Linked DNA regions of Mus musculus: regions 1, 2 and 4 are each linked to region 3. A link is a loop called in an ENCODE intact Hi-C map of the cell type or tissue named here. Cell type or tissue: left cerebral cortex. All regions are shown on one strand. Links, peaks and the distances in the headings refer to the core of each region. The heading gives the core; the rest is flanking DNA. Region 1 overlaps Pbrm1 (polybromo 1). Region 2 holds the start of Gnl3 (guanine nucleotide binding protein-like 3 (nucleolar)). Region 3 overlaps Nisch (nischarin). Region 4 overlaps Pbrm1 (polybromo 1).

Region 1 (6,064 bases), core at 982-4,981, 160 kb after region 3:
CGTGTGCACAAAATTTAGTAAATGTTAAAAAGTGTACTTTTAATGTTAAGAACATCCTAAAAAACTTATTTTCCAAAACAACTGAGTTAAGCGCTGACATATGTTTGAGTACTTGTTTTTCTTTTTTTTCCTTTTTTGAGACAGGGTTTCTCTGTGCTGTCCTGGAACTCACTCTGTAGACCAGCCTGGCCTCGAACTCAGAAATCTGCCTGCCTCTGCCTCCCAAGTGCTGGGACTAAAGGGGTGCGCCACCACGCCCGGATGAGTACTGATTTCATACAATCAAGGGACCACTATTCAAAACCAGGAGACAAACTTGGCTATGGTACCATCTTATCTGTTTATTCTATTTATATTCTGCCAGCTATTCCAATCTTGTCCTTCACAGTGAAAAAAATTGAGTACAGAAATCCTGCTTTCATTGTATTTTCTTAGTTTCTTTCATTCTAAATAACTACTCAGCTTTCCTTGATTTTCATATATTTTTGAAGATTACAGGCTAGTTATTTTGTAAAGCATTACTCAACTGGAATGCTTCTTCTGGCTTCCTTTGAAAATAAAGCCCTGTTCTTTACAGAACAGAGTGTAGTAGAGATGATGTGGCAATACTCACAATTTTACCAGCTTACACATGGTTCTGTCTTATTTTATTAATCTGATAAGGTTACCTCTGATCATTTGATCATGGCAGTGTTTGCTAGGTTTCTCTACTGTTTCATTTAAACAGGGAAATACAGTCAGAAAGCCCATTCTTGCCATACTTTCAATTTATTCATTTTTTATTTTCATATGGGTTCCTGAGTTACTACTTTACCAAATGGGTTAAAGGTTATAATGATAGCAATGATTATTATTTTTGAGACAGGGTCGCAACTAGGTAATCCTGGCTGTTCTGAATCTCACTATGTAGGCCAGGCTGGTCTTGAATTCACACATATCTACCCACCTCTCAATGCCATCACATACAGCCTATGTTATTACCAAACTGCTTCAATGTCTAGCGAGTGGGTGTTCTGTTAGTGTACTTCTATATTTTGTTTTAATTTTTCATGTTTTGAGACAGGGCTTCACTATATAATCCAAGCTGACCTAGAATCTACTATGTAGCTCAGGTAGGCCTCCCAATCATGATCCACCTGCCCCAGTCTCAGCTGACAGTATCTATTTTCTATGTTGTTCTAACATGTTCCCATCACTTTCCATGTACTTGATTATTTCCTGACACCAAAGAGTTCTCCAGGATCATCCCAGTCTCTGCTGAGTGCTGTATATGCTCATTTCATGCTGTGTCAGTGGAAAGAGCTAGGGAATACAGATATGCTTATAAATAAATACATTTGCAAAGATCTCTGAATCTACATACATTAAAAACCATGAAAATCAACTCCTGCAACAACTCCATATACGCAATGTAGCATACACACACACACACGCAAATAAGTATCTTGATGAATAAAACTGAAATTAAGATTAAAAATAAAAAAAAAGACTAAAATTGAACCCCAGACTTAACCCACTCCTTATGAAAAAATAATTACCAAACACCCTAACTTTAGACCCCGTGTCAAATCTTCCCAATTGCCAGGCAGTGGTGGCGCACGCCTTTGATTCCAGCGCTTGAGAGGCAGAGGCAGGCGGATTTCTGAGTTCGAGGCCAGGCTGGTCTACAAAGTGAATTCCAGGACAGCCAGGGCTACACAGAGAAACCCTGTCTCAAAAAACAAAACAAAACAAAACAAACAAAAATTCTTCCCACTTATCTAAGTTTCCCACCTCACCTCCGCTTTGGAGCCCTAATGAACAGCTCACAGAGGAGTCTGCCCTGTTCATCCTTATAGTCTCGGATGGTGTTATAGAGTTCATGGCACACAGCAATCTACACAAAGGAAGAAAAGAAAAAGAATCACCAAACAACATCCAATGAAGGCCTATCAACAATTCTTTATTAAAAACATCTCCAGAAAAGGAAAATAGAGAAGAAAAGGAAAACCTCCAAAGTACCCAATGGGGTCCCCAGTCTGCTACATGCTGAGAGGACATAGTTTTTAAATAATGTATGGGAGGCAGAAGTAGGAGGTAGCTCCAATTTAAGGCCAACCTGGTCTACAGAGTGAGTTGTAGGCCAGCGAGGGCTATCTATATAGTAAGACCCTGCCTCAAAACACCAAAATAATTATATAAATAAACTAACAGAAAATACTCTCAAGTTTTTGTAACTTTTATTAGATCTGTGTCCCCCACCTTCATTTCCTGGTACTAAGATCACAGATCATTACCATGTCTGATTCTGACTTTCTTTTAAACTAAATCAGCTTATTGGCTTATATAACTCTCCTGCTTAAAAATAATCTAACTTAAAAAAATAAAAGTTTGGGGGTCTGGAGAGATGGCTCAGCAGTTAAGAGTGCTGACTGCTCTTCCAGAGGTCCTGAGTTCAATTCTCAGCAACCACCTGGTGGCTTGCAACCATTTGTAATGGGATCCTATGCCCTCTTCTGGTGTGTCATGTATTCACATACATAAAGTAAGTAAATCTACAAAAAATAAAAAAGGAAAGCTGGAGCTAGAGAGATATCTCCCTGGTTAAGAATTCTAGCCACTCTTTCAAAGGACCTGAGTTTGACTTCCAGGACCTACATGGCAGCTCATAACTGCCTACAGCTTGAGGTCTAGGGTGTCTGACACCCTCTTTTGGTCTCCAAGAACACAATGCCTTTACATACAGGCAAAAAATTCATACTCATAAAAAAATTTAAAAAATAATTTTTAAAAAGCCACCTAAGGGGGAGGGGTATGGGATAGGGGGCTTGTAGAGGGGAAACCGGGAAAGGGGTAACATTTGAAACGTAAATAAAAATAAAGCCACCTAAGCTGGGCATTAGGGAAACACAACTTTAATTCTAGTACTGAGAGTCTAAGACAAGAGGACTATGCACTCAAGCACGCACATTAACCTACTAAGCTAACTCACTAATTCCTCTTTTCCCACGTGACATACTCTTCTTCTTAGAACTTCCTACTAGGTGCCAGTACTTTATTGGAATCTATGCTTCATGTGAAAATGGAGATAGCCTCAAATATAGTCATATCTCAATAACTTGAACAGTGCTCACAACTTGCTGCCAACCCTTACCTGAGCTGGTTGCTAGAACCCACATGGCAAAAGATGACGACTTGACTCCCTCAAGTTGCCCACTCCCCTCTATACTGGCCACAGCATATATATTCAGTGCTCACCATATACCCACCCACTCCTCCTTTTTTTAACATTTATTTATTTAATGTAGGAGTGTTCTATCTGCATGTACACCTGCATGCCAGAAGAGGGCACCAGATCCCATCACAGATGGTTGTGAGTCATCACGTGGTTGCTGGGAATTGAACTCAGAATTTCTGGAAGAGTAGCCAAAGCTCTTAACTGATGAGCCATCTCTCTAGCCCCTAACCACATATTTTTTTGTTGAACAAATATATAACACAACGCACTAATATTTTAACTTCAAAATATTAAATGATACCATTACTGTTAAGACTTGAGGCTATAAATATACTTCTATATACCTATCAAACCAGTTGGGGGGGGGGGAGGCCATGTAGATGTTCAACTGCTTCAAAGAAGGAAGAGTAGGATTACCATGGGAAATTGGGCAGAAGCCATGACTTAGATACTTACAGGATCTACAGTTGGAAGATTGGACAGTCTTCTCCTTTTCCTGCTTGGGCCTGGTGTAGGCACAGAATGGTGCCCGTCATCAAAGTCTCCACTGACACTGCTGGAAGGAGAGGTGGCTCTTCTTCTCTTGGAACCCATGGAATCCAACTTCTTCTGTAAGAAATAATTAGCCAAGTTCTTATATTTAATCTTTAACAATGTCAACAAACTCTTAGCAGGGCACATATCACCAAACTTCTCATTCATTTAAGATAGCTGATAGAGTTTTTTTTTTTTCCCCCCAGAGGAATTGAACTAGCTTTAAGTTCTTTTGTTAATTTAAGTGCTAGACCTCAATGATTTTTTAGCCTTTTACTTATCAGAATGCTGTACCATCAAACTCTGATAGGATAAATTTGGCAGAAGTATACACATTTGTATGTCAATAATTCTAAATTAGCCATTTCTTGCTCCAGATTTATCTTGGAATGTGGCTTCCTAATTCATGTATAGTCATTTTTTAAAAAAAGTATTATTTTTTATGTGTACAGGTGTTTTGCCTGTGTAAGTATCTGTGCACCACATGTGTGCCTGATGCTAGAGAAGATCAGAAGAATGTATCAGATCTCCTGCAACTGGAGATACAAATGGTTGTAGGCTGCCAAGTAGGTGCTGGGCAATAGCCCCAGGTTCTCTGGAAGAGCAGCCAGCACTTAAACACTGAGCCATCCTTCTAGTCCTCTAGTCTTCAATAGTGCACTGGAAGCACTGGTCCCTAAGACCCTGAGGCCCAGGTACACATGGGGACTCTAAGGTCATTACCAAGGGTTAGTAACTTCAGCTGCTTTCCTGAATGTAACTAATACCTCAGTGGGCCACAGTGTAGAAAATGAAACTAAGAAGCAGTATCTGAAGCAAAGGGGATGGAGCAGTAAACTTCTTAGCACTGGAGAAGTACCCTAAAATTAACACCTTGAAAATGAATTATCCTCTTAAAGCAGAATTCATAAAAATACCTCTGTGAAACAATGTAAGTTTTGTTTTATCTGGGAAGAAATAGCAACTTGTACACTGAACTCTTCTATTAAGTCTTTCCTTTCAGTAAGAGATGTCCACTATACTCACAGATTTTGGAAAATAGCTTTAAGTCTTATTAGAATTAGACGATCTGGAAGAACATGCTATACACATGGGTTCTTGGGTAACGAATGTGTAGACATTTAGAAACACAAACACTTGTTGTTAGCTTGACTGATATTTTTGTTTGTCTGCTGACTTCAGCATTTTTATTGTTATTTGCAGTACTAGGGGCTGAATGTAGTACCTTTCACATGATAGGAAAGTGCTCCAACACTGAGCCCTATCATTAATACAAAAGGAACTCTGTGTGTGTGCCTGTCTGTCGCTGTGTGTGCAGGACATAAGTTGATGTTGGATGTCTCCATTTAGCACTTTCCCCTAACCCTGGAGAATATCTAGTCAGTCAGTGCCTGAGACCTACTTATCTGTTCCTCCAGTGAGGGGCTACAGACCCTACCACCCACACATGGCTTTTATGTGGGTGCTGGGGATCCAAAGTCAGAGCCTCATTTTTGCACAAGAACTTTAACCACTGAGATACCTTCCTAATCCTATAAGACACTATTCTTTGATAGGTGCAGTGGTGCAAGCCTTTAACCCCAGCACTTGACAAGAAAGGCAGAGGCAGGGGGAATCTCTGTGTGCTCAAGGCCAGAATGGTGTACATACTGACATCTAGGTCAGCCAGGGCTACATACTACCTCAAATAAAAAAATAAAAATAAACTACTTTTTAACTTTACAATATACGCATTTGGCTATAAGAAATGCAACCACAGAAATAAATTACTACAGTTAAAGGGTATAAACCCAAGGAAGTCCTACAATGCTTATATAGTTTAACAGTAGTATCAAATAGTGCATTGTAATTTCAAAGGACTTTCCTAAAGCTAAAAGTAACAATAGACTTTATTAGTTTCACTAAATAAACAACAGTAGACCAGTGGCTGCCAGTATTACAGAGAGAAAACTGGGGATCTCCAGGAAATAGAAAGCAAGAACAAAACAAACAAACAAAAAAATCCGTTGAGCAACTAAGAAACAAGAGGAGTCTTCTGTCTCTTGCTTTGAACTATAAAGTCCACACACTGTTTAAAACAGAACCCACAGTGATCATGTTCCTTCCTCTAGGCTTTGGTTTATTACCAAGTATATTAGTTTGAAATTGACTAAAAGTGGTTAACAGCTTCTAAAACCTTAAGTCAAGAACACTTAGGTACTGTTGTTGTTATAAAAGACTGCTAACTGGCCACAATGCCACAATTTAATGAAGTTAAGGACTAATCCTTGGAAACACTCTGATAAACACAGGAGGGACTCAGATGGGAAGAAA
Region 2 (6,064 bases), core at 1,096-5,095, 170 kb after region 3:
ACCCAAGCATCAGAGAAAAACATTTCTTTCCAAAAGCTCTATCTGCACTGGAAAGACACAGCATTTAAGTTTTAACAGGGCTTTAAAAAGTCTTCAATTATCTTGGCAATTCAAAATAACTGCTTTTTATAACGCACTGGAAAACAAATGACAAAAAAATGTAAATTATTAGTTTTGAATATATTGTAATTTTAGATGACACAACAACCCAGACCCCTTAATCTTTAATACACTTTCAAAAGATAAAAGATACAAGAGAGGGATTTTAAAAAATATTTTCTTATCCGAAGTATATACCTTTTAACTTGTAATGTGAAATAATCGATCCACACTTAGGAGTCAGACCTTCCACTCTAGTTATCTGTATGATGCTAGCCAAACTACAACTCAGATCAGTTTCTTTATCTTCAAATGCAAACAAGGGCTAGCAATAGCTAAGTTGGAAGAGTGGTTGCCTAGCAGATTGGAAGGCCCCAGGTTCAATCCCAGCACCACGTGGAACTGGGCATGGTGGTACACACATGGAATACTACCATTAAGAAAGTGGAAACAGGCCGAGCGTGGTGTACATGCCTTTAATCCCAGCACTTGGGAGGCAGAAAAACAAAATTTTGCATAATTTAAAAACAGTCTCTAAGTACTACTTCATTATTTCTTTATCCATAAGCAGAAAACAAATGATTCTGGGGTTTAATTTCAGATGTTAGGATGGCCTTATTTACAGTAAAAAATGCAAGTGTCTGACAATGAATCTGGATACTCCCAGTGCACAATAAATACTTCAGAAGTCTGGGAAGAGGAAAATCAAAGTACTTGCCATGCAAGCATGAGGGCCTGAGTTCAGATCCCCAGGACCCACAACAAAAGCTAGGCACAACTGTGTGGCCCTCTGACCCCATCACTGAAGGTACAGAGGAGGTGTAAAGACATTAAGATCACTGGGGTTTGCTGGCGATCAGCCTAGTCAAACCCCAGCAAACTCCAGGTATATAATGAGAGAATTTGTCTTCAAAAATAAGGTAGCCCTGGAGAGATGGCTCAGAGGTCAAGAGCACTGGCTACTCTTCTATAGGGCTTGAATTAGATTTCTAGCACCCACATGGCAGCCATAACCATCTGTAACTCCAGTTCCAGGGGACCCTCTTCTGATTTCTTGAGGCACAGCCATACATGGAGACAAAACATCCACACACATAAGATAAAAATGAATAGATCTTAATATAAATTAAAAAAAAACAAACAATAGAAAAACAATGCCATGGATCTCTAGCCTCTACAGACACAGGCATACATATACCAAGTAAGTCTTTTAAAGAGTACTTAAGAATATGGAACTGTGGGGGCTGGAGAGATGGCTCAGCAGTTAAGAGCACTAACTGCTCTTCCAGAGGTCCTGAGTTCAATTTCCAGCAACCACATGGTGGCTCACAACCATCTGTAATGGGAACTGATGCCCTCTTCTGGTGTGTCTGAAGACAGCTATGGTATACTCATATACATAAAATAAATATTAAAAAAAAAATATGGAACTGTGTAAGTACCTAGTATAGCCAAATACCTGACAACATACTTTTAGTATTCTGTGTTTTTTAGTAATATTCAGCATTGTAACAAATACTTAAAACAAAAATTGTGGTAATAAGTAGGCAATTACCATCCTACTTCTCACAGGAAAACCACCTTCACCACTGCCACTCAGAGCCTTTAATATTTACCTACTCCTTATGTTATCTTTTGTTGTTGTTGTTTTCTCTCCTTTTCTTTTTGCAACAGGGTCTCATCCATACCATATTAGTCTTGAACTCAGGGCTTGAATTTCTGAGCCTCCTGCCTCCACATGCTAAATGCTGGGATAGCATGTACCACCATGTCCAGTTTATGTAGTATACGGACCTGAACCCAGTGCTTCACAAATATACCAGATTCTCTACCAACTCAACTACAGTTCAACCCAACTATCTTTCCCATAAATGGAGTGATATAAAAATGAAGAGGTAACCAAGTCAGCACTCTCTTTCATGATGTCTGATGTCTTCCTAACAGTCTACTAGACGGGTCTATAGCATGGGGATTTGGGGAATGCACTAGTACTTGAGCTACGTTTCACACTCTAAGGTGCATCTGCACATACAGGTGTTACTGTTTTAATCCCAAACATGTCTTCAGCAGTTACTATCCTCACTTCCCCCACCCTCCAGCAGTGGCACACGCCTGTAAACCCAGCATTCAGGAGACTGAGGCGGGTGATCCAGAAGTCTGAGGTAAATCTAGCAGCAAAGTAAGGCCACTTCAAAGATAAACGAGGATACTTTCCAATCTTTCATTTTGGATCTTAAAAACTACTAAAGCAAAAGCTATGTTCCTCAACATCTGGAATCCAATATGCTTCTGAATTACTTTGGGGGGAAAAGCCTACTACCAAATGGGTTAAGAAAGAAACGTATAACCACTTTTTTGTTTTAATGGCAGGTCTCACTATGTAACCCAAGTACACTGGAACTTGCGATACTCCCAACTCAAGAGCTAGAACAGGTGTTTTCTACTGTGCCTGGCTCCTACAGTAAGTTTTGAAAAGTTTGGATTAAGATAGCATATTCCACCATACGCTTCTATAGTTAGTCCTCGAATTCCTACATCCGGTCTATTGTGTATTTGTCATTTGTTTTCCAGGAATTTTATATTTTTGTCCCCCCTTTGATATCAAATTTTCTTAAAATAAGACTCACTTCTTCAGAAAACAAAATTTTGAAACGGAAAATACTTTTAAAACCAGAAAATACAGTTTACAAAAACTCAACTCGTCGTGACGGTACAAATGAGAAGCTTAAGTACCTAGCCTGTAAATAAGTAAGTCTCTCTGACAAAAACAAAAAAATATTCCGTTTGGGCGATCATTGGGAAAGAAAAAAACAAAAACAAAAACTCAATAGGGAGTTTTTTGCCGAACGCACAAGAAACCAAAAAAAAAAAAAAAAAAAAAAAAAAAAAAAAAAAAAAAAAGAGGCCTTGAGAGGCGGAGGAAAAGAAGAGTTCGCCCGACCTGTCACTGGTTCTGGGGCTAAAGGAAACGTTGACAGCTTTGAAGGCGGCCCGCGACGGGCGGGAAAGAGCAGCGAAGGGAGTTTCCGGGCCCTGCTCTGCCTTTGTCCCGGCGGCAGGTGCGGCCGGGCTGCTGGGCCCTGTCCCGAGGCCCCGCCGCCGTGCCGTGCCGCGCCCCGCCCCGCGCCCTGCCCGACCAGCGCGTCCGCACCACGGGGCGGGGCCTCCGCCGCGACTCCCGCCCGCCCGCCCGCCCGCCCGGGCCGACACAAAGGCCCGGCAGCCGGCCGAGGAGGGGCGGCCCCGCCCGCCCCGGGCCCGGCCTTACCCCGCCGCTCCGCCGCCTGCAGCCCCGGCTGCGGTCCCCGACCGCCGAGCCCCGCCCCGTGGCCGCCACGGCTGCTAGCGCTCCTCTGGCCGCGGCCGTCTCTCCGGCACCCGCCGCCCTCACCGCCCTCACCCCTCCCAGTGCTGCCGTAAATCCAACCTGTGGCCGCCAGGCGAGCCCGGCTCGGCGCGACAGTGTATGTGTGTGCGCGCGCACTCGGCCCGGCCCCGACACACTTTCCGGCAGGTCCTGGAGCGCGTGACGTTGAACCGCAGTTCCAGTTCGCACGTGGCGCCCGAGAAGTCGTGGTGATCCCGAGACCTCCTCTGCTCCTGAAGCGTCCGCGGCCAGGATGAAGAGGCCTAGTGAGTGGGGTCGGGAGCGAAACGCGCGGGTGGTGCTTTGTGGCTGGAGGGAGAGGACTCTCCATAGGCCATTGATGAGTTCCGCGTAGATCTGATGCTTAGAAGGCCCAGACCCAAATTTGGCCTGTTGTATAGCAGGAGAGCTAAGCCCTTGAGAGGAAAACCGAGCCAGATTTCTGTGATTAACGTGTTTGAGCCTCTTTTCGAGCCTGCCGTTTTCCTAGAACTATTCAGAACCATGGTCTTTCGGCCTTGGTGGCACGCGCCCTAATCATGTACACGAAGGATGACGCAGTAAGATAGAAAGTTTGCAGCCAGCCTGGGCTGTATACTGAAACCATGGCTTAAAAATTAAAAAAAGAGCCTGGCCGTGTTGGCGCACGCCTTTAATCCCAGCACTTGGGAGGCAGAGGCAGGCGAATTTCTGAGATCGAGGCCAGCCTGGTCTACCAGGACAGCCAGGGCTACACAGAGAAACCCTGTCTCGAAAAAATAAAAATAAAGAAAGAAACCTTGATATTTGTAGTGCTTTCCTCTAGAAGCTGCTTCCATTGTGGGTCCACCGAGTCGAATTGACTGGCGTTGTGGTGTGATTTCCATTAAATACCCTGCATAACTTTGCAGGGACGGTTGAGGCAAGATCTATGTTGCCCGGGATAGCCTTATTGTTGTAGGCCCCCATGGCCTGATAAAACAATCTCTTGAGGGCCAGGAATATGGCTATAAACACTTGCCACTAAGCCTTACTGTCAAGAGTTCAAACTCATATGATAGGTAGAACTGACTCCTGGAAATTGCTTTCAGACCTACACACAAAATAAGTAAATGAAACATTTTGGGTATGGAGTGAAGACCCAGGGTTGTCCCAGCCCACGTGGCAGCTCCATGCTGTCTGTAGAAGGACAAGTGATGAAGCCCTCTTGTGGCTTCCTTTGCAAGAACACTACATGCACGTGGTTGGTCTGCTGACAAGAGAGGGCAAAACATCCATATAGGTGATGTGAGAAATTTAAAACACTCACTGCTCATGTGTGCAGTCTTTCTCTTTCTTTGTTTTGGCAGAGTTAAAGAAAGCGAGTAAACGTATGACCTGCCATAAGCGATATAAAATTCAAAAAAAGGTAAGTGTTCTGTGAGGCCCATAGCAAGTGGGGTGCTAACATGGCTTTCTTCATCTCTGTGGGGAAGGCTCTTGTCATGGTATAGGATTGGACAGACTGCAGCTGTGGGAAAGTACAGGGTAAACGAAAGCCTCAAGCTAGCACACTGGCATCTTTACAGAGAGCTGCAACACTTTTCTGTTTTTTGTGTACATGTTAATTCCCTGTATAGTTCCAGTTGAAGTTCTGCTTTTCTAGGGTGCTTCACATCCATTATAAATTGCGGATAGGCTGGCTTGTTCCCTAAGTTCTCAGTGCTTATGTATTTTTGTAGGGCGAGTTGTTTCTTTTGTATTAATACTGAGGATTGAACCAAGGCAAGTGCCTTCCGACCTCATAGAGCTGTTTTTAATAGGTCCGAGAACATCATCGAAAATTAAGGAAGGAAGCTAAAAAACGGGGTCACAAGAAGCCTAGGAAGGACCCAGGTGTTCCAAATAGTGCTCCCTTTAAAGAGGCTCTTCTTCGTGAAGCTGAACTAAGGAAACAGCAGGTAATTTTTGCTGGCTGAAAGCTCCAGTAGAATGATATATGTGGTTTCCAAAGCAATACACTGCCACCAGTCACTCGCTCATTCCTCTCTTTCACGTCTCTGACACAGCTTGAAGAACTAAAACAGCAGCAGAAACTTGATAGGCAAAAAGAGCAAGAAAGGAAAAGAAAACTTGAAGTTAGCCCTGGTGATGAGCAGTCTAATGTGGAAACTAGGGAGGTAAGGTTATCTTTCCTTAAAACTTGCGTTCCTTGGGAGTAACAAAACGTAGGCTTTCTCATCCATTTAAAATATATTGCCTGTAGTGATCTGTGGGAAATGTTGATATACTGGTAACAACTGCTGTTTCTAATTTTTCTTCCTTTTAGGAATCTGACGAGCCCAAAAGAAAGAAAGCCAAAGCAGGCAAACAGAATCCAAAGAAGTTACATTGCCAGGAACTTAAAAAGGTACCTTAGTATAGGTTAGTGTCAAAAATGATCTAAGATTTTTGAAAACTTAGTCCTTGACAGCTGCTTTGTAAAGAGGGAATTCTTAGAACGCTGTTGAAGTCAGAGTCTAAAGGGTGGGCAGTGGATTCCCAATGTGCTTGCTTGCTAGAGCTCCCCATTTCAGGCATGCATTTCCCAAGCTCACCTACCTGCCTTCTAAAAAGGCCTGTTAACCTAAGGACTCAATT
Region 3 (6,064 bases), core at 1,093-5,092:
CCTCCTTGATTAATGATAAACATTCTTTTCTTTCATAAGAAACTGATCCCAAAGATAGAGTACCTGGACCTGAGTCACAATGGACTGCGAGTTGTGGATAACCTGCAGGTAATGTCTGCCCACAGCTCTCCAGGACTTGCTCTCTAGGTGGGCCCAGAGGCTGGAGAAGCACTGTGCCCCTGGGGGTGGTGAGCCACTAGAGCGTGGTGAGCATGGGCTTCCAAGGATGCATTGACTGCTGCTCTAGCCCCCAAGTGTCAGTAAAGCTGAGTGCATGCAAACCGAGCGTGATGATGACAGAAAGGCAGATCTTCAGTGCTCACCCCTAACCTGTCTGCAGGGGATGCCAGCAGGTTATATCATGGGAAAGAGGGAAGAGGGCCTTCCTTTCTCAGCCTTGTCAGAGCACTTACAGAGCTGCCTCATAGACTGGTCTCTAACTGCTCTAAAGGGCACAGTGACCTCCCTGGAGGACTAACCTCTGCTGCCACCCTGTTTCTCCTGCTGCTACAGCACCTATACAACCTCGTGCACCTTGACCTGTCCTACAACAAGCTCTCCTCCCTGGAAGGCGTGCACACTAAACTGGGCAATGTCAAAACCCTAAACCTGGCAGGCAACTTCTTAGAGAGTCTGAGCGGTCTGCACAAACTCTACTCCTTGGTTAATGTGGACCTACGAGACAACCGGATTGAGCAGGTAAGCCCCAATCCTGAGGGCCTCAGGATCTAGGGTTGCTAGACCTTGTTGTTTATTATTTTAAAGAAAAGAAAACTAGTAGAATTGTGTTCACTCAAAAGCAGCCATTAAATGTGTAGTCTGTTGCTGAGGTGTTAGAAGGCAGGGCCAAATGGCACTCATGTCTTGCAGTTGGATGAGGTCAAGAGCATTGGCAGCCTGCCATGTCTGGAGCGTTTGACCTTGCTGAACAACCCTTTGAGCATCATCCCTGACTACCGGACCAAGGTGCTTTCCCAGTTTGGAGAACGAGCCTCTGAGGTAAGCCCCAGAAGCAGTAGCAGAGCCCAGAGAGACTGGCAAGGAAAACCCAGTCTGTCTGCAAAGGCAGATCGAGGTAAGGCTGTCCACTCTGTCCTTGTCTTCTTCTGAGGGACGTCTGCTCTTCAGGGCTGCAGTCCCCTGCTCCCCGTGGGAGTACCCCTGCAGACCCCACCTCTCTCCTGGCGCTCTTTATTCCCTGGCAGGCTTCATGGGTGCCAGGACTTCAAGCTTGGAGGGTTTCAGGAACACATGGGCACAGAAAGATTGTTTCCAACTTTTAAAAACTACATTGGAAGCTGAGCAGTGGTGGTTCACACCTTTAATCTCAGAACTCAGGAGGCAGAGACAAGCAGATCTCTGTGAGTTCAAGGCCAGTCTAATCTACAGAGCAAGTTCTAGGACAGGTAGGGCTACACAGAGAAATCCTATGTCAAAAAACAACAGATAAAACAATGATAAAAATTACATTGGATATTTTAGGTAAGGGGCCTAGACTAAGATGTCTAAAATTATATGTAGGCTTTTTATTTAATTTATGTGAGATGCCTAAAATTATCAGTTGCTTGGGTCCTGACTACACTGGTCACTGGTGCATGACTACAAGTCTTGAGATTTTTTTTTTCTTTACTGGATCAGTCCAGTCTGTCTGCTCCTACTGGCTCTGACTGGACAGGCGCCACCATGCTAACCAAGTAGGTCCTTACCCAGGTGTGCTCCTTCCCCTCAGCCTCCAGTGGGCCTCGTTTCCATTCCCATTCTCTCACAGTCCTTAGAACCCATTTTCTTCAGATCCCAGGCCAGAAGACACCAAGAGTCTGTTTGCCTCTCTCTCCAGACTTCTCTGTCCCCACCAGGTGTCATTTTGTCCACATTGTCCCTAGACAGTTATTATAAGATGGCATCTCTTGCTGGAGATGATTGCTTATACCTGTAATTCAGGAACTCAGGGTCCGAGGCAAGAGGGTTGCCCATGAGTTCAAGGCCAGCCTGCTGACAAAGTGAGACCCTATCTCGAATGAATGAATGAATGAATGAAAGAAAGAAAGAAAGAAAGAAAGAAAGAAAGAAAGAAAGAAAGAAAGAAAAGAAAAAGGAGGGAAAAAGAGAAAGCAGGAGATGGGGGGAGGGGAGACGACAAAAAGCTGTTTTTCCTTTTGTGACTCCAGAGCTGGAAAGCCTTCCCAGCTCCATAGTGTCTGTACCTGTCTTGTGCTTTGGGGTGTCCTTCATGTGGCCATTCTGCCTGCATGCCAGCCTACAGCTCTCCCTGCTTACCCAGAATGGGACTCCTGCCTTCTCCATACTGTAAGCTACTTTCTGGACTCTATAGATTTGTCTAGATGATGTCGCAACCACAGAGAAAGAGCTGGACACTGTGGAAGTGCTGAAGGCAATTCAGAAAGCCAAAGATGTCAAGTCCAAACTGAGCAACACAGAAAAGAAGGTGAGAATTTTAAGGATTCAGCTAAGGATGGCGCTTTTCTTGGGGAAACTGAGCCATGGGATCCCTCGGGGATCTCTGAGCATTAGTGCCCGTGCCCGGCCCTACCCCTGCCTGTGGAACCTTAGACTGGGAGTGCTATGGTGTAGTAATAATGGTGCTTTCTATGTGAGACCGGTGAGCTCTTCCTGGGCATCCCTGGCTGAGGCGGGTCTGTTCTTCCCGCTCTTTCCCCTCCTGGGCTAACTCCATACTCTTCCTCAGGCTGGTGAGGACTTCCGGCTCCCGCCTGCACCCTGCATCAGACCCGGCGGCTCCCCTCCTGCAGCTCCCGCCTCAGCCTCCCTGCCTCAGCCGATCCTCTCCAACCAAGGTAATCACAAGCAGGTCTTGCTCCCAGTGGAGTTGCTCAGCTCTGCCTGGATCGTAGGCAGGGCTGTGAGTGAGAGAAATGCTGGCACCTGCTTCCTGCAGGCTCAGGCACGGGGAGGGTGGCACTTTTTGCAGGCTGGCTCCTTGGGTGGCACGTGGCAGGGAGGTGCCTGGCCTGATTTCAGCACCGTTGTTTGCTTAGTGAGGACCCCCGTCCCTTATGTCACGTCAGTTCCTATAGGATATCGGGTGTTGGAGAGAACTAAGCAGACTCAGCTGTTGACTCAGAGGGATCTATTCCCCTGTGGCCATCATGGGCAGGTCAGCTTCTAGAAAGACAGGCCTTATTTAGAGCCCTTGACCCCTGTATACAGAGCTTTAGTGTTGTGATGCCTCTGTGGCACTCAGGTATGGCCAAACCCCAAAGTACTGCATTTATGGGACCAAGGTGGGCTGCCTGTCCCCATGGACCTGTGGACGAACAGTCCTTTTCACCTGCCCATTGTCTGCGAGAATTTTCAAAGGGCTTTCACCTCTGAACCCAGGCATCCTCGGAGATGAGTGAGTGAACCAGGTGGCATGAGCGTGGCTGCCGGCCTGGCCCCGACGGAAGAGGGGCAGGTATGCCGTCCCAAGTGGAGCTGAGGCTCGGGACACAGGAAAGAACGCCACCCGCCCAGGCTCCTGGAGACGCAGAACTTGGTGTGAGGTCTTGGGAAACTAGTTTGGCCCTAGGTTTTAAGAGCCAGAAATATATTTCTACTCCTTAATCTGGTGACCCCACTGGAGGAAACTTCTCTAGAGAGGGCTAAGATACTGAGGAAAGGGAAGTTCTCCCCACTAGCAGCACCAAACTGTGGTATGCACACCAGAAGGGCAGTGAAAGGCAGCTACGTCCCAGAACCCTCTACAACAGTCCTGTGAGGGAGAGAGGACTGAGCTGCAAAAAACACAGCGCTTGGCTTATGTTGCGGCAAAAGCCCAGAGCACCACAGCCTGAAGTCACAGCTGTGATGTACAGAAGAGAAATCATGAAAGCAGAACGGTAGAGCTAGGTGACAGCACATTTACCCATTAGCTTTGTCAAACTTTTGACGAAAGTTTTGATTTTTTTTTTTCCATAAAAGAGGAAGAAAGTTTGAGTCTGTGAGGAAGTTTCCCTGACCTCTCTTCAGCTCCCCACAGTATTGATACCACATAGAAAGCATGCAGCCATAGACTTCTGGGGACAGGGCAGTCGGTCCAGGACGAAGCCTGTTCTACCATTTGTTAAATCAGTGCGTGTGTGTGTGTGTGTGAGTGCATGGGTGCTGTGTGCATGCATGGATGCATGGGTGCTGTGTGCATGCATGAACAAGCAAGTGAAGAGCAAGTTGGCCAAGAGCAGGTCCTGGCTAGGCAGGAGGAATGGGTGTCTCCTCCAGGCCACAGCTGCCAGCAGCCACTGTACCTTGTGGTATTGAAGTCTCTGCAGCAGCCTGGGGCAAGCCTCATCTACCCCTTCCTTGCTGCCCTTTTACCCCTGGGTGCTTTGTAGTCTGCCCTTCCCCTGCCCCCAAGTCATTGGGCACTGAGAGATGTTGTCCCATATCTACACCTCTTGTAAATAAAACTACAGTGGATGTCTGTGTGTGCACATCTTTTTCCTTTGGGCGAGAAATGACAAAGGTCAGACCCCTGTCTGAGGACTCCTGGTGTCCCCTATCCCATCTGCTGAGTGGCCCTTTCTAACCACTTGTTTGTACAGGCCATGGTCCAGGAAGGAAGTGGACAGATTGTCCTGTCTGCATTTCCTCATGCCCAAACAAGGCTGGGGGTGGGGGATGGGGGTAGTGGCAAGAAAATACTGATTTTTTTTTCTTCCCTCACAAATGTGAGGCACCCACATGTATGTGTGTTTGGCCATGTGTTACTGGAGCTGGCCTGGGTGCACAGGGATTTTTCTGTGTGAGAACAGTGTTACTCACCTACCCTGGCCACTCAAGGCCTGCCTGAGGTGGGTGCTGCTGGGGAACCCCAGTCCTCTGGTCATCTCAGCTGTGAGAGCAGTGGAAGATTGACAGGGTCAGTGTCCAAAGTGCCAAAGTTCATTGCCCAGCCCTGTCTGGGGGCTGAGAGAAGGCTGTGCTGTAGACGTGATTAGACACAGGCAGCTGAGTTCCTGGCCCTGAGATCCTAAGCAACTTGTAGCCTCTTGGAAGCTGTTTTCTCAACCACAGAGTGGATACATCCTAACTTCATCGATTCTAAGATGCACACATTCCACCCTGTGACTTCTCTGAAATTGAGATGCGTCTTTCAGTCAGTGGCGTCCCCTAGTTGCTGTCAGCCAGCTGGTAATCGTGATGGAGCCGTGGGAATACCTTCTGTGGACATCGGCTATGACCAGGATGGCACCTTATCCACACACCTTAGATTTGATGAAATGTGGTAAATAACGAGAGGTGCGCGTGAGCTGATGGTGGGGAAGCGCTTGGCACTGCCGAGGCTAAGCAGGATTAGTCGGTAGGGGCTGCTTCCTGTAGCCTGAGTTGGGGTTTCAGGACAGTCCCTCCAAGAACATGGAGCTACTTGGGGACATAAGGCTTTGTGCCTATGGAAGAACGAGGTAGAACAGTTTGGGAATACTTTTAGGACTGCAGCAGAGTGGTATCAAAGATGAATCTTGAAAGCTGGGTTGGGTTAAGACATTTCAGCAGCAAGGGCGAGTGACATCCGCAGAGCCTGGGACGCTTCATGCATGTCTGTGCTTACCGCCTTCCTGCCCCGCAGCCTCTGCCGCTTCGTGGGGTATCTGGGCTTGAGCAGAGAACCTGCACCTTGGGAGTTGTCCTGTTGTAGGTAGCAGTCCAGCTGAATGGGATATCTGGGGGGCTCTTGGGAGTACAGTCATTTAATTGGGCCATGGTGGCTGTTGAGTAACAAAGCCAGTCTGTGGAGGGATGGCTCTTCTAGACCAGCTAGCAGCAATTTGAAACGCGTTGGTTGTTGTTTTTGCTGTTTGTTGTTGTTTTTAAAGTCAGGGGTTGGGGTTGGGGAAGAGCTTCCCCTTTAACCAGTGGCAAACTGGAATGCAGTAATGGCTCCAGACGGGCTATTCATAAAATCCCTTAGTGTAGCGTAAATAACCAGTGCATTTTAAGGAAAGTAGGCAGTAGTACAGGGCAGCCAGCAGGGCACCCTGGGAAAGCAGCCCTGTGGATTCAATACTAGCTGTGCTCAGCACTGAAGGAATCAAATCTGCAAAGC
Region 4 (6,064 bases), core at 971-4,970, 140 kb after region 3:
AAGTCGGCTCTTAAAAATAATGAAAAGGACGTGGGGCTGGAGAGATGGTTCAGTGATTAAAGAGCACTGACTGCTTTTCCAGAGGTCCTGAGTTCAATTCCCAGTAACCACATGGTGCCTCACTAATGTAATGGAATGCGATGCCTTCTTCTGGTGTGTCTGAAGACAGCTACAGTGTACTCATATACATTAAACAAATAAATCTTTTTAAAAAAGAAAAAGAATGACAAGCACACTACAACCAAAGAGTCAGGAAGAACGGATAATAAATACCAAGGCTACATTGTGAACTTGGAAGAAGGGACTATGAACCAAAGGACATACAGGAGGCCTCTAGAAGCCAGAGAAATGGAGGAATGGATTTTCCTATATCTTAGTGGCCTACTCACCACCTTGACTTTAGATACCCGAGCTCCACAACTACAAGAAAATAAAATAATGTTGCTCTAAATCAGTAAAAATATGGTAACTTGCTTCAACAATAGGAAGCAAAGTAATACAAAGAAGTCTGTACAAGGGCTGGGGATGCTGCTCAGTGTTGGCGCTTAGTCTAGGATGAATGTAGCCCTGGGTTCAATGCCTAGTACACTGCTAGTGCCATAGTTAATGAATCCACAGCTACCATCTGCTCATTTAGTGACTGTGAGAGGGGCCCTTTAACTTCCAAAGACAGTATTTTCAAGTTTCACACAAAGATCCATATGTTTTGTTGTTGTTTTTCATACTTGGAGCTCTTATATTACACCTTTGCAAGGAAACAAACCTTTATCACTGTGACCTAATGTTATCTGTCACTATCTGTACGTGAGAGCTAACTTTATCAGAAGTCAATATAGCTACAGCTAGTCTTTACTCTTTGGTGATTTATTTCTTCTTGGTTATTATTCGCCTGATACATTGTTTAAAAAAAATAAAGTTCTTTTTATTTTATGTGAGTGCTTGTGCCTGTACAGCATATGCATGCAGTGCCTACAGAAGCCAGGAAAGGGTGCCAGGTCTCTTGGAACTCGAGTTACAAAGGGTTGTTAGGTGCCATGTAGATGGTGGAAACTGAACCCCTATCATGGTTGAGCAGTTTCTCTAGCCTCTTACCTGATATATATCTTTATCTACTCTTTTATGTTCGCATTTTCTGTTTATCCAATTATGTTCATTAACAGAGAACAATTTGCCTTTGACAATTTATTTACCCAAGATTGCATCAATGCAACAAAATAACATTTCTTAAAAAAACTAACCAACTCCAAGACCAAAGTTGGTGCAATTTCCCTCAGCCAGAAGGACCTCAATCTAAAAATGCCTACCAGCTAAAGCAGCGTCCTCTTCACTCTCTGATCCATACTGAAGTGCCATGGTAATTGCTGACAAGCGACCCCCTTGGACTGCTCTTTTATTACTATAAAGAAAAACAAGCAATTAGAAAACAGAACACTGTTATGATTTGCATACCTTAATGACATAGGAACAGTTAAAATGTGCTAATACAAGGAAAAATAATTCCTATTAACTGCCTCCTTAATATATAATACTCCTCATAGTCTTAGCAAAGAAAAGTGAGATTTTTGTTCTTCTCAAAAAAGAAAAGTTGAGGCTGAAGCGATGGCTCAGCAGTTAAGAACACTGACTGCCCATCCAGAGAGACTGAGTGTGATTCTTAGCACCCAAAGGGCAGCTCACAGTTATCTGTAACTTCAGTGTCAATAGATATGACACTGAAGTCATATCTGGCCTCCACAGGCACTGTACTCACATAGTGCACAGACATACATGCAGGCAAAACACTCATATACATAAAACCTTAAAAAGGAGAAAATGGTAGCAGAGAGATAGAGTAGACTACTACAATTTGTTTTTCACTTAAATGAGGTACACTACTCCATATTTTATGTAAAGTAAGGGTTTCATTATTGTCGTCTAAAACACTCGAATTTTCAGTAACAGGTTCTATTATAAAAATACCACATCTTATTTGTAACGTTAAACACTACTTAATAATGCTTAAGTGCTATCTGTGAGGTGAGGAAAGGTCTACCATAGAACCTTAACTTACGTGTGGTTACTTTTTGACAGGATTTTGCTATATAACCCAGACTGGCCTTGAACTGACAATCTTCCTGCCTCAGTTTTTCAACTGCTGGAATTACGGGTATACATCACTATGCTCAGCTCTTGCCTCAATCTTTTTAAGTACTTGGCACATCCTCCTTAAAACCTAAAGATAATACTTTAAGATCGCCTCTGGCTAACATGCCTATTGTCATAAGCATGAATCAGCTTTCAGACTACACCCTCTGACTCTCACCGGTAATACTTGCTAGTGGGGTTTCTTTCTTCACCAAGGCTGCTTTTATTGTGCGAAGGACCTGTCAGCCTGGCTGCAGCCAAATTTGATGCAGTCCTATCCAAAGATAAAATAAATAAAATAAAATAAAAAAAAACCTTATGGACTGAATAACTAAAAATCAGAATGTTGGGGGGAAAAAAAAGGAAACAACTATATTCTGTTAAGAGGAGTAATAAACTATTTCTGAGCTTCTATTATGCAGCAAGTTCTGTGTCAAGATCTGGGACACTAAAGAAATGGGCAGGACTAATCTTCATGCACTATGTTTACTACAAAGTCAGAAGACACCGTATTGAAACAAACACAAGAGCTGGAAGAAAGCTGTGAAAGCACTCAATGTTCCCATTTCATTTAACAGGAAATGGAATCCCAGAACTAAGACCTGTTCAAAGACAGTCCTAATGAAAGAAAAGCCAGAATGACACTTGAGATCTTCTGACTAAATGTCCTATTACAAATATAAATACATAGTATTATATATAATATACAATATTTATGTCCATCATCTTTTCAAATAACTTTCTTCAGCTACAATGAAACAGCTAAAAACACTTCTTTTGCTGTTTTCAGAATCATATATCAACTATAAATTAATCTTACTTTCTACTGTATTAATTTTACTAGCTAAAAGTTCAGCAAACAGGCACAAGGCTCTTAAGATATCTTAAACTTACCTTATTCGAAGACTTGATTTAGTCATTTCATGATGTTCAATTTCTGCCTTTTTCATATAAAATATTTTTTTAATCGAATTGGCATCCTAGCAAGATAAAATGACTTTGCTTAGAAAAGACTCAGTAGATGGCTCAGTGGGTAGAAGCACTTCTCCCCAAGTCTGATGACCCGAGTTCCATCACTAAAGCCCATATGGTAGACAGAGACATTGTCCTCTTACCGCCATATATTTAGGTCTTCACGCACCCAAAATGAATAAACAAACAAAGGATAAACAAGCAAACAAACAAACTGGTGCAGGATAAGAGTGAACACTATCCTGACCCATGCTGGCTTTCATGTTATTCTTTCATTTGGCACCGATTTCTATTCACTAGCTGTAAACCTGCATCCCTAAATACCTTCCCAGAAACTTCTAAATTATCTTCAAAAGTTATCGCTAGTTAAGTACAAGTTTAAAAGGCTGCTGGTTCTTTTATAATTTAGCAATTAAGGGGCACACTAGATTTAATAACAAAATATAATGAATTCTATTTGTATAAAATTATCTAAAAATGCAAATAAAGATGTAATTCTTCAATTTTAAATCTGTCTCTACTCTTATCTATCTGTATGTATGTATGTATGTATGTATGTATGTATGTATCTATCTATATCTATCATCTCTCTCTCTGTCTGATCTATAAAACAATTGTTAAGAAGGTTCCATCCTAAATACCTGTACTATGTAATGATTCTATAACTAGGTCTTTTAAAGAAGCGATTAATGTATCTTATAAATTACCTTTTCAAAAATGCAAAAAAATGCACACAAGTGTACTTGCTTAAATTAATAGCAACTTATCACATTAGATCCAAAGTTTCCTTTGCTTTAAGACTTAGTTCAGGTTGACTCTCTGTTGAGAAGCACAGACCCATGTTCTTGGGTACTTACTCTCCTTTCTCTACCATATATCTTTGCAATTATCCCTGTAATATTAAAACTTTATTCTCAATAAACTCCAACTTTGCTTCATAAAAAATAAATGAATATATAAAAACAGCTTAATTCACGGAAAATAATTTGAATAATTTTTAAAAAATTATCCTAGCAAACAGTACTATGTATCACTAAAATGTCCTTTCACAAAGTAAGATTTTAAGGACTTCCTAATTCATTACTGATTCTCACTCAAGTATCCCTCTCCCCTCTCTTTCTCCCTCCCCCATCAGGTTCTTTCTATATAGGTCTGGATCTCTAGCATAGATAGCATAGAATTTTCTATGTAGACCAAACTGGCTTTGAAGTCACAGATTCCTTCTGCTTGTGCCTTTGGAGTGCTGGGATTAAAGGTGTGCACTACTATACCCAACTTCACCCAAATTTCTTTTTTTTTAAAAAATGCAAAAGAAAAGCAGACTGAAGCCGGGTGTGGTGGCGCATGCCTTTAATCCCAGCACTTGGGAGGCAGAGGCAGGTGGATTTCTGAGTTCGAGGCCGGCCTGGTCTACAAAGTGAGTTCCAGGACAGCCAGAGCTATACAGAGAAACCTTGTCTCGAAAAACCAAACAAAAAAAAAGAAAAGCAGTCTGAGATGGGTAAGTTGTAAACATGGCTTACTACGCTCTCGACAGAGAAAGCCCTACAAAATCATAAAAACCAAGAGGTTCAGATTTTCATGTTTATTTTAGAGATACCCATGAAGGGCTGGAGAGATAGCCTAGCAGTTAAGAGTACTGGATGTGCTTCCAAAGGCCCTGGGTTTGATTCCCAGCACCCACGTGGCAGCTCATAACTATCGGTGTGTAACTCCAGTTCCAGAGGTTCCATTGTCCTCTCTGGACTCCCCAGGCATGGTAGGTACATGGTGTAAATACACACAGGCAAAACACAGGTATAAAATAAAATAATAAAAGGAAACAATGTTACAGATACTACCTCCCTTACATAGCACACTTGGGGGTGAGGAGGGGGACACCTGTGAAACTGCCCAGGCTATGGGGGATATACATATCTGAAAAGCCACTAAGTACCTGAAAGATGTAACTTTAAAGAAGCAATGTGTGCCATCCCAGCAGTATGATGGTGGAGCCAGTAGGTATGCCCAGGCCAAATAATGGGGCACAAGATGAATAATCCCCCAAAAAGTGCTTAAGTTTTGCTGCACATGCTTAAAAATAAGAGAGTAATGTTGAACTAAGGGTTTAGATATAGAGTCTGTAGACACTGAACAAATGCAGGTGAACAAAGCACCCCAGATGGATTTACAGAGAGGAGAGACTGTCTGTGGTGGACTAGCCATGCCTGAGCTTCCCCTGCCACAGAAGACAAGATCCTCATTGGGAAGAACCAAACTACCCCTATGCAGAGGAGGCTGCACAGAAGACAAAGATATTCCAAACAAAATTAAAACATGGCACAGAAGTAAATTCAGTACCAAATAAGTACAAATAAAAGTTTATATTAAGTACCAACATCAATTTTCAGTATTTTTGGCCTGCATTCAGAAAATGTAATGATTTTACTAGCAAAAGACTTTCTGAGTACTCTTTCCTCAATTCTCAATGATTAAGCAAAGACATTGCTACAATCAACTAGTCATTATTAGACTAGAAAGCTTCCAAGTGACAACTGCAAAGGAATCAGTTATTTTATATTATATACATTTCAAAGGATGCTTTCTATATTTACTAAGTTTAAGGACTAAATACTTACAAAAAGCTAAATGCTTAAATGAACAGAAGACAAGAATACAGGAATAAACCTTTGTATTTATGGTTAATTCATTTTCAACAAGGATGCCAACACAATTCAATAAAGAAATAATAACTTGTAAAGTAGTGCTGGGATAACAATCCATGTAAAATAATGTATTTGGATTACTACTTAACATATACAAAAACTAATTCAACTTAGATTCAAGATCAAAATATAAGACCTAAAACTATAAAATTCTTTTTTTTTTCTCCCTTATTTTTGGGAAGGGGGTGGTGGTGGTTGAGACAGGGTTTCTCTGTGTAGCCCTGGCTGTCCTGGCACTTACTCTGTAGTCCAGGCTGGCCTCA

The links. Hi-C counts contacts between places; a loop is a spot of excess contacts. Peaks named below come from ENCODE experiments on the same cell type or tissue, not always from the same donor. Only the 100,000 strongest peaks of a DNase experiment are listed, where the experiment ranks them.
Region 1: a loop joins it to region 3, with 2.1 times the contacts of the local background. A loop is called at or near these places in 9 of 42 quality-filtered maps.
Region 2: a loop joins it to region 3, with 1.9 times the contacts of the local background. A loop is called at or near these places in 9 of 42 quality-filtered maps.
Region 4: a loop joins it to region 3, with 2.1 times the contacts of the local background. A loop is called at or near these places in 2 of 42 quality-filtered maps.

What each region holds. Positions count from the first base shown.
Region 1 is chr14:31,023,260-31,029,323 of GRCm38, reverse strand. It overlaps Pbrm1 (polybromo 1), which reads right to left. Exons shown (of 33, transcript NM_001081251.1): 3 at 3,674-3,826; 4 at 1,779-1,876. The coding sequence starts at 3,811. Among named protein-coding and RNA genes, the nearest start is that of Pbrm1, 7.2 kb to the right of the region's middle. In left cerebral cortex, for the core only: a CTCF peak has its summit at 3,332 (motif pointing right); no DNase peak of the experiment used is centred there.
Region 2 is chr14:31,016,597-31,022,660 of GRCm38, reverse strand. Gnl3 (guanine nucleotide binding protein-like 3 (nucleolar)) reads left to right here and starts at 3,530. Exons shown (of 15, transcript NM_153547.6): 1 at 3,530-3,732; 2 at 4,795-4,853; 3 at 5,248-5,385; 4 at 5,494-5,604; 5 at 5,754-5,834. The coding sequence starts at 3,720. It overlaps Pbrm1 (polybromo 1), which reads right to left and starts at 3,523. Exons shown (of 33, transcript NM_001081251.1): 1 at 3,368-3,523. RefSeq lists an enhancer at 2,792-2,820. In left cerebral cortex, for the core only: CTCF peaks have their summits at 3,534 and 4,663 (motif pointing left); DNase peaks (open chromatin) are centred at 3,222, 3,574 and 4,571; H3K4me3 peaks cover 2,412 bases; H3K27ac peaks cover 1,153 bases.
Region 3 is chr14:31,181,694-31,187,757 of GRCm38, reverse strand. Nisch (nischarin) reads left to right here. Exons shown (of 21, transcript NM_022656.2): 9 at 40-108; 10 at 514-699; 11 at 871-999; 12 at 2,333-2,446; 13 at 2,708-2,816. Among named protein-coding and RNA genes, the nearest start is that of Stab1, 16 kb to the right of the region's middle. In left cerebral cortex, for the core only: no CTCF peak of the experiment used is centred there; a DNase peak (open chromatin) is centred at 2,919; H3K27ac peaks cover 251 bases.
Region 4 is chr14:31,041,664-31,047,727 of GRCm38, reverse strand. It overlaps Pbrm1 (polybromo 1), which reads right to left. Exons shown (of 33, transcript NM_001081251.1): 10 at 3,019-3,104; 11 at 2,303-2,398; 12 at 1,305-1,396. Among named protein-coding and RNA genes, the nearest start is that of Pbrm1, 26 kb to the right of the region's middle. In left cerebral cortex, for the core only: no CTCF peak of the experiment used is centred there; no DNase peak of the experiment used is centred there.